Regions from separate parts of the Mus musculus genome. Here all the other regions are linked to region 3. A link is a loop called in an ENCODE intact Hi-C map of the cell type or tissue named here. Cell type or tissue: heart. All regions are shown on one strand.

The links. Peaks named below come from ENCODE experiments on the same cell type or tissue, not always from the same donor. Only the 100,000 strongest peaks of a DNase experiment are listed, where the experiment ranks them.
Region 1: a loop joins it to region 3, with 8 times the contacts of the local background. A loop is called at or near these places in 33 of 42 quality-filtered maps.
Region 2: it touches region 3 in a loop (3.0-fold over the local background); 4 of 42 quality-filtered maps call a loop at or near these places.

What each region holds. Positions count from the first base shown.
Region 1 is chr15:82,235,660-82,238,159 of GRCm38, reverse strand. The region is part of intron 5 of Cenpm (centromere protein M); the gene reads left to right. Among named protein-coding and RNA genes, the nearest start is that of Cenpm, 7.8 kb to the left of the region's middle. In heart, no CTCF peak of the experiment used is centred here; a DNase peak (open chromatin) is centred at 1,369; H3K27ac peaks cover 301 bases; H3K27me3 peaks cover 116 bases.
Region 2 is chr15:82,138,440-82,140,939 of GRCm38, reverse strand. Ccdc134 (coiled-coil domain containing 134) reads right to left here. Exons shown (of 7, transcript NM_172428.2): 7 at 1-74. Among named protein-coding and RNA genes, the nearest start is that of Srebf2, 7.6 kb to the left of the region's middle. In heart, CTCF peaks have their summits at 1,512 (motif pointing left) and 2,217 (motif pointing left); a DNase peak (open chromatin) is centred at 2,219; H3K27ac peaks cover 557 bases.
Region 3 is chr15:82,064,281-82,066,780 of GRCm38, reverse strand. 4930407I10Rik (RIKEN cDNA 4930407I10 gene) reads right to left here. Exons shown (of 2, transcript NM_001166475.1): 2 at 243-2,500. The coding sequence ends at 339. Among named protein-coding and RNA genes, the nearest start is that of Mei1, 4.6 kb to the left of the region's middle. In heart, a CTCF peak has its summit at 1,067 (motif pointing left); a DNase peak (open chromatin) is centred at 1,080; H3K27me3 peaks cover 1,852 bases.

The sequences.
Region 1 (2,500 bases), 170 kb before region 3:
ACTTCAGGTGATCCATAAACTTAGATGGGAAGTAGAACTTAGCCCCTCCCTGAAGCCAGTCTTAGCTACTTTGTGAGTTCTTTTCCTACCCTTTATTCTCCCATCAGTACATAGAAAGAAGGCTAGAGGGGAGAAAGGGGTATAGAGATCTCTGAATCCAATTTCTTTAACCAATCTCCCTTAACAACCGACACCACCCACCCCTGCTCCTCAGGCCTCTAGCATTTACATACCTTCTGAAAAGTTCCCAGAATTCCAAACGTCACACAATCTCAGAAACTGTCTGCAGCTGGCAAAACCACGCCTCTGGTAGAGCACAGGGAAATCACAGTCAGCTGCTGTGGACGCCCGCAGCAGTGCCACACCACTACACCTGGGATCAAGACAAAAACACATTCTTATAGTTCTATCCTTTCTTTCTTTCTCTTTCTTTCTTTCTTTCTTTCTTTCTTTCTTTCTTTCTTTCTTTCTTTCTTTCTTCCTTCCTTCCTTCCTTCCTTCCTTCCTTCCTTCCTTCCTTCCTTTCTTTCTTTCTTTCTTTTTTAAGAAACCCAAAACTCCAGAATTATCTCACACACACAGAGAACCATACTAACGTGTGACCTAAGTTGAGCTGAATTAGCCAAGGGAGTCGTAGGAAGAGCTAAGTCAGCAGTCACCAGCAGACAGTGCTGCTTGGGCGGGATGGTAGCTTACTGGTGGGGAGCGTTTGCTGTTCTTACAGAGGACCTGAGTTTGGTTTTCAGCATCACGTAACAGCTCACCATTGTCTACAACTCTAGATCTGATACGCTTTGCTTTTCTATCCTTCTCTGGAACCAGGCGCGCGCATGGTGCATGGATATACATGCAGGCAGAGCACCCGTACACATAAGGTACTGATGCCTTGGCTTGCAGTTAGGGCCAGCCTCATCACTACTGTGTTCTGGTTGCTACACTGCCCCCTACATCACCCTGATACCAAAGCACTGATCAAGGTTTATATTCCATTCATCTGTCTTACTCACAGTTGGTTTTAGAATCCCTGACTAGCTCCAAGCTCTGCTTTCAAAGGTGGCACCCAGTGATCCCAGCACACCGGAAGTGTCTCCCTTGCCAGGTTTTCCTCATAACAAAGCTCTGAGGAAACGCTCCAGGAAGACTCAGCTTGTTCAGTCACACCGCTGTAAGTTAGGCCAGCCCGTTAGTCTGCAGCCGTTTTCCCATTGTGGCCTGCTTTCTGTGAGCCACCTGGCACCCACTCCTCAGTAGTTTTATTTTTTTCTGAAGAGTCATCTTTGCTCCATAACCAAGGTGGTGGCTATGGCGTGCCTGCTAACCTGGATGACAGGTGCTGCTGCAGTTTCCCATATGGCCACAAGGTGGCAGGCCACACCAGCTTTTGAGTTTTCATGGGGCTCGAGGACTGGAATAGGGCAGAGATGTGGCTCAGCAGCTAAGGGCACTGCTCACAGCCTGAGTTCTGTCCCTGGGACCTGTATGAAGGAAGGAGAGAGTGGAGTCTTTGCAAGTTGTCCTTTGACCTTCGTGCGTGGGTGGGTTTCTCTGTATAGCTTTGGCTGTCCTGGAACTCACTCTGTAGACCAGGCTGTCTTCCAATTCAGAGGTCCTCCTGTCTCTGCTGGGGTTAAAGGTCACCACTGGCCAGCCTTTTCCCTCCCCTCCCTATTTAATGTAATTTTTAAAAGAAAGAAAGGAAATTCCTGGGCCGGGTGTGTAGAGGGGAGAAGAGACTCCTGTGTGTTTCTAGTTGGCAGCAGGGCTTCCGATCCCTGCGCAGAGGCAGGCCTCCATCCCTCAGATGAAGAGCCCATCTTTAGACCAGCGGTCCCTGCAGGCCTCTGAGGAGCCTTCTCAGGGCATACACTTTGTCTTACCAAGTTGGAACCTCTACATATTTGGAGGCCTTTGTGTAGCAAGAGTTGCTAGTTGTCTTTTGTAGGAGGGAAATACTCTAGGGCAGTGGTTCTCCACCTGTGTCTCCTGCCTACCTGATATTTATATTCTCATGTAGACAGTAGCAAAATTACAGTTATGAAGTAGCAGTGAAGTCAGTTTATGGTTGGGGGGGGGGGGTGGCAGCATTAGGATGGCTGGGACCCACTGCTCTAAAGAGGTGTGTGATTTCCCCAGTGTCAGTTGTCTACCAACAGGCCCTGTGCTACTGCTTGGCACACAAGTCCAGCAAACACTGGCCCAGTCTTGTCAGAATCTAGCCCGGCAGAGTATGTCTTCCCATATGACATGGGCAGTCCTGGCTGTTGTGGTCAGAATGGGCGGGGCATGTCTGCACGGGGCTTGAGTGACAGGAGGCAGCCGTGGCACTCAGGCTAAAGCAGCCGGAGGTTGAGGAGTCAGACGTTTGAAGAGGGTGACTGAAAATACCTCACCTGCACAGTGTGCCTCAGTACCCGCTGTAGGCATTAGAGGCACCGCACAGAACAAAACGGTATATACATATATACATCCTGACTGTGCTCTCGGCAGGAACACAAACAGG
Region 2 (2,500 bases), 74 kb before region 3:
CGCCTCTCCTCCTTCTTGCGGCGTTTTTCTTCTTCCCTCAAAGCCTTCTGGAAAGGGTCGGTGCTAGGAATAAACTAGGACAGACAGAGTAATGGGATTTAGTCTAGGGGTAGCAAAAGGTTTCCTCCAAGCTAAATCACAGAATGTAAGATAAAAGAATTCCTGGAGCAGGCCCTGCCCTCAGGGAACCCAAACAAGGAATCAGATGAAAGGGCTCAGGAAAGCCACTGACTGGACCATGAGATAATCAGGAGCCTGACTAGCAGAACATGAGATAGGAGATTCCAGGCTGGCAGACAGGAGCCAGCCAAGGTGTGAACCTGAAAACAAGCACACTCTTCCAGGAAGAGGGAGCGGTGTGGTTCTTGGAAGACTTGTCTGACATACCCTTCAGGAGGAAGCAAGCTAGGAGTCCTAGACAACAGGTGCTGCCTGCCCTAGTAACAAGGCGCAGTCACCAGGAGAGGGAGCACACAGAGCAGAGTGGGTCACAGTCACTCTTGCAGAGCAAGAGCGAGAAGTTGAGAGACTCTGATGCTGGCAAGAAGAGATGGGCAGAGGATGTGGGTGACTTCAGCCTCAAACCTTTCTCCAGCTACCCTTTGCTCCTGTTGGTCTGCCTTTACAGCCAATAAACGATCAAACCTGCATCTGTGTCTATTTGTCTCTATGAGTGATGAGACCCATGGCCACACTCTTGCAGGCCTCTGCCCGTGCTTTGTCCCAGACCCAGAATGCCCCTTCCAGGCCTGTCTGTGGGTCTCATCTGCTCTGCTACAGCTGCCTCCTCTGTGGCATCTGCCCCCTCACTGGTACCCTCTTTAAAATTCTGTACTAACTTATTCTCATGCTTCTCTTCCTTTCTTCACCTACTTTGTGCCTGACATCTATGACAGCATGTTTCATGAAGATGGAGGAATGTTGGTATTGGGTGTTGTGTCCCACTATATCCCAAGCACAGAATCCCACATGGGTCTCAACAGCATTCAGTGGACATTTTGGACAAAATGGCTTACTAGAATATATAAAACACAAAGTATTCAAAACTCAGGTGTAAACTATGACCTTTTAAATATTCTTAGGACAAAATTGGCAAATGTGGGGGCTGGAGAGATGGCTCAGCGAGTAAGAGCACTGACTGCTCTTCCAGAGGTCCTGAGTTCAAATCCCAGCAACAACATGGTAGCTCACAACCATCTGTAATGGGATCCAATGCCCTCTTCTGTGTGTCTGAAGACAGCTACATTGTACTACTTATATACATAAAACAAATAAATAATTTTTTTTTTTTTTTTGGTTTTTCGAGACAGGGTTTCTCTGCAGCCCTGGCTGTCCTGGAACTCACTCTGTAGACCAGGCTGGCCTCGAACTCCAGAAATCTGCCTGCCTCTGCCTCCCAAGTGCTGGGATTAAAGGTGTGAGCCACCATGTCTGGCTAAATAAATAAATCTTTAAAAAAAAAAATTGACAAATGTGGAATCAAGGTAAAAGCAAACTAAGAGTGCCATCTTGTGGCCTAACCTACCCGCTGAGTAAGTAGTCCACACCTATGGGAAAGGGAGGAAGTCCCTAGAGTGGTCCAGAGACAGAAGTGACTCAGGTCAGACAGCTAGTGGGATGCCCAACTAACTAGGACGGATTCAACCAGACATCCACTCACCTCCCAGATATCTACCACTCTGATCTCAAGAAGAAAAGAATCTTCACCCGGGCGGTGGCGGCGCATGCCTTTAGTCCCAGCACGCGGGAGGCAGAGGCAGGTGGATTTCTGAGTTCGAGGCCAGCCTGGTCTACAGAGCAAGTTCCAGGACAGCCAGAGATACACAGAGAAACCCTGTTTTGAAAAGAAAGAGAGAGAGGAAGAGGGAGAGAGAGAAAGGGGGAAGGAAGGAAGGAAGGGTAGAGAGAATCTTCTGAGGCTGCTGTAAGTAGAGAGGTCCATGTTGAATATAAAAAGTGGGCAGGCTGGGAACCATTTGTATATTATCTGTGAAGCCCTGGGTTCAAGTCCCACTATAGGGGAGTACACTAGCAGGGTCATCCCCATCCAAAGAGAAGGAAATCATGTTCTGATGGTCACGTTCAAGAGCATATTCTGATAACATTACACTTCTGACTCAACCCCCTGTGTTGCAGAGGCATGTATGATGATCGCAGGGTGAGAAAAGCCCACATGCAGAAACTAAGCATCTCCTTGGTGCCCCCTTGTGGAGAGAACAACCTCTGCAAGGCCCTGAGTGCCTCTTCGCACTGACTGGGTCAACCCGGTTCAAGGTCTTGCCCAGGGATAATTCTCAGAATTATGATTACAGCAAGCAGTCTTGGGGTGGACCATTTGGAAGCAGCAGCCACTACTTTGATGGGGAAAACTATATCCTTGCTGCATAAAACAGACACTGGCTCAACAGGAACCTCGGAGGTTCTGGTAGATATCAACAGTCAGGCACAGTCCACTACGGTACCACTAGGATAAAAACAAGGTGCTGAACAGAAATTAGTT
Region 3 (2,500 bases):
GGAATCACGCAAGACAAAGGCATGGGAAAAAAAAAAAACAAACTGCAGTGTGATCTATCAAGAGGAGTTGGGAGCCTGGGAAAGGGGCTGAGAAGGTAAGGGTTGGTTGTAGATGAGATTGGATCGCCCTACATTCTGTTAACCTTCAAAACTACAGTGTAGAAGTGGCTATGCTGTCCACAGAGGACACAAATCCCAAAAGAGAACAATCAGACAACATACCAAAGGAATCTGCAATCCTGCAGGATCCAAATAACCAATTTTATTAGAGGCTCTGAGACTAAGCAGGTCCGTCGCATGCCTTCTCTGACGTGTCCTAAGGACTCTGAGCCTGTGGCCTACTTTTTAAGGCCATACTGTCTGAGAAAATATCTCAAGTGCCTCATAAAACCAAACTTTTGTGAGATGGCTGGATTGTGGGGTGTCCCCATTGAGTTTCCAGGGGTCTCATGTTCCTGGTAGCTCTCTATCCTAGAAACAGTTACTCCTGGTGGCCCCAGGTCCTTCTCTAAAGCAGTGGGGAATCGGCTGCAGTTCACGTCTGTATGTGGAGCCCCCACTTTGTTAAGTGGGGTAGGATTCCTCGGGGTGAGAAAGGGGGTTGAGTGCTGGGGCTTAGCCAGCTGTGTCGACCAAGCCATCTTGCTCCAGACGGTCATGCTCAGTCTGGCTGCCGCGGAGTGGATACTCCCTTTCAAGCTGGATGTATGTGCAGAGCTGGCTCGTTTTCTGTCCTCTGAGGGTCTCACACTTCCACTTTTTCCGCCCGTGGGGTGCAGATACTTGTTTGCGGGGAGCCCGGAGGCTTCCCTTGGTACGCGTTCCTTTTTCAGGTGGTTGCAGCCTCCTGGACTAGATGAGGCCTTCGCTCTGCTGGAAGTCTTCTCTTCTACATGGGAGACTCCAGACCTAACCATTTCTCTGCTTCTGCTGTTCTCAATGGAAAACTCTGGGACTCCTCCTGGGTTGTGCCAGCTCCTAGGCTCTACCGCTGGCCTAGGAATCTTGGGAGCAGGGATCTTGGCCTTAGGGGCCTCTTCCTGGATCTGTGGTTCTCTTGCTCCCCCTGGTGGTCTTATTCTCCTGGGTTTCTTAGGTGGAATAGAGCTGCCCGTTGGCTCAGGCTTGGTTGGTCTACGCTTCTCTACAGCCTGGACTTGGGTACAAAGTTTCGAACTTTTTTTTTCAAGAACTGGACGGCTTTGAGTCCCGACTGGAGACTCAAGACCTAACAGGGATGCCTGAGACTCACAATGTCGTTCCTGATGCCTTTGGCGTTCCCGGTTCGTGCGTGATCCAGGCAGCCTCCCTCCAGCCGGCGGCAAGGAGCAAGATTCTAAAAAGTGAAAAAGCAAGTACGACTCCAGGATGCGTCGAGGGAGGCCCCACCTCAGATGTGCAATCCTCCTCTTCATGAGCGATTCCAGGAGCAGATGCTTGCTCTTCTTGAGAGCTGGCCATTTGTGAAGGGTTTTGAGAGCTACTGGTACGCATGGTACAGCTGGGGCAGCTTGAGAGACTTGGGGACAGAGGAGAGAGGGAAAGACAGAGGATGCCTGAGACTGTGGATAGGGGTCCTGACAGGTCGGGCTGGAAGCCTTCCCTAGGTCCACCCTTTTGTCCCTTTCTTGTCTTCTTTGAGATCCAGGTTGGGCCTTCTGGGTTCTTTCACTGACTTCACGCCTGTGCTTCCAGGCAGCAGCTCTGCCCTGGCAACTTAGATGTTCTTCAGAACCGGGAGCAGAGTCGACACCATTTCCAGCCATTGGTTGCTTGTGTCCGGGGGTTCCATATCCGGAAGTGAGAGAAGCCAGCTGAGCCGAGCTGCACTTCTGCCTTGTGGGCCCCACTTTCCCAGAAGAGTCATTTGGGGGACTGGGCCTGACAGCATCCTTCCTGCCAACCCGGCCCTTGTCTCCTCTCCCCGATGGATGAGACAGTTTAGAGCCCTCAGCTCTGCGTTTTCTCTGGACCCCGACATCCTGGATTTCTGTAGCAGTGTCTCTACGCTTGCCCTGGTTTCTTTGCCCCGGTGTCTGACTCTTTTCATCCGTTTCACACACAGACTGTCTTTGGTCCTCTCCCACAGAGGCTCGGGTGTCTGAGCCATCGTCTCCCGTGAAACATAGTGGGTTTCTCTTCCCTTGTTTTTGAATGTCGGCATCATTCCCATCTCTAAAGTTCTCCTGATTCTTCCACTCTAACTGGTAGGTCTTTCCATCAACTTCACCTAACCTTAGTCTCTGATCCTTTCTCCTGGGCCGCTGCAGCTTTCTACAATCCTCTCCTGCACCCTCTCCCCAGTTTTTCTTCTCCGCTGCCCCATTTCCTGAAGTGCTCTCGCCTTTAGCCTGTTCCCCGATCCCTCCAGCTTCAGCCAGCTGTCCCTGGCTCTCGCTCTCAGGTCTCTGGGTCTTTATGTCATTATTTCCGGGTTCTGTCTTGTTTCTCTGCTCCGGGGCCCGAGCTTCTGTTGCATCCTCGCTGCCCATCTCCTTCT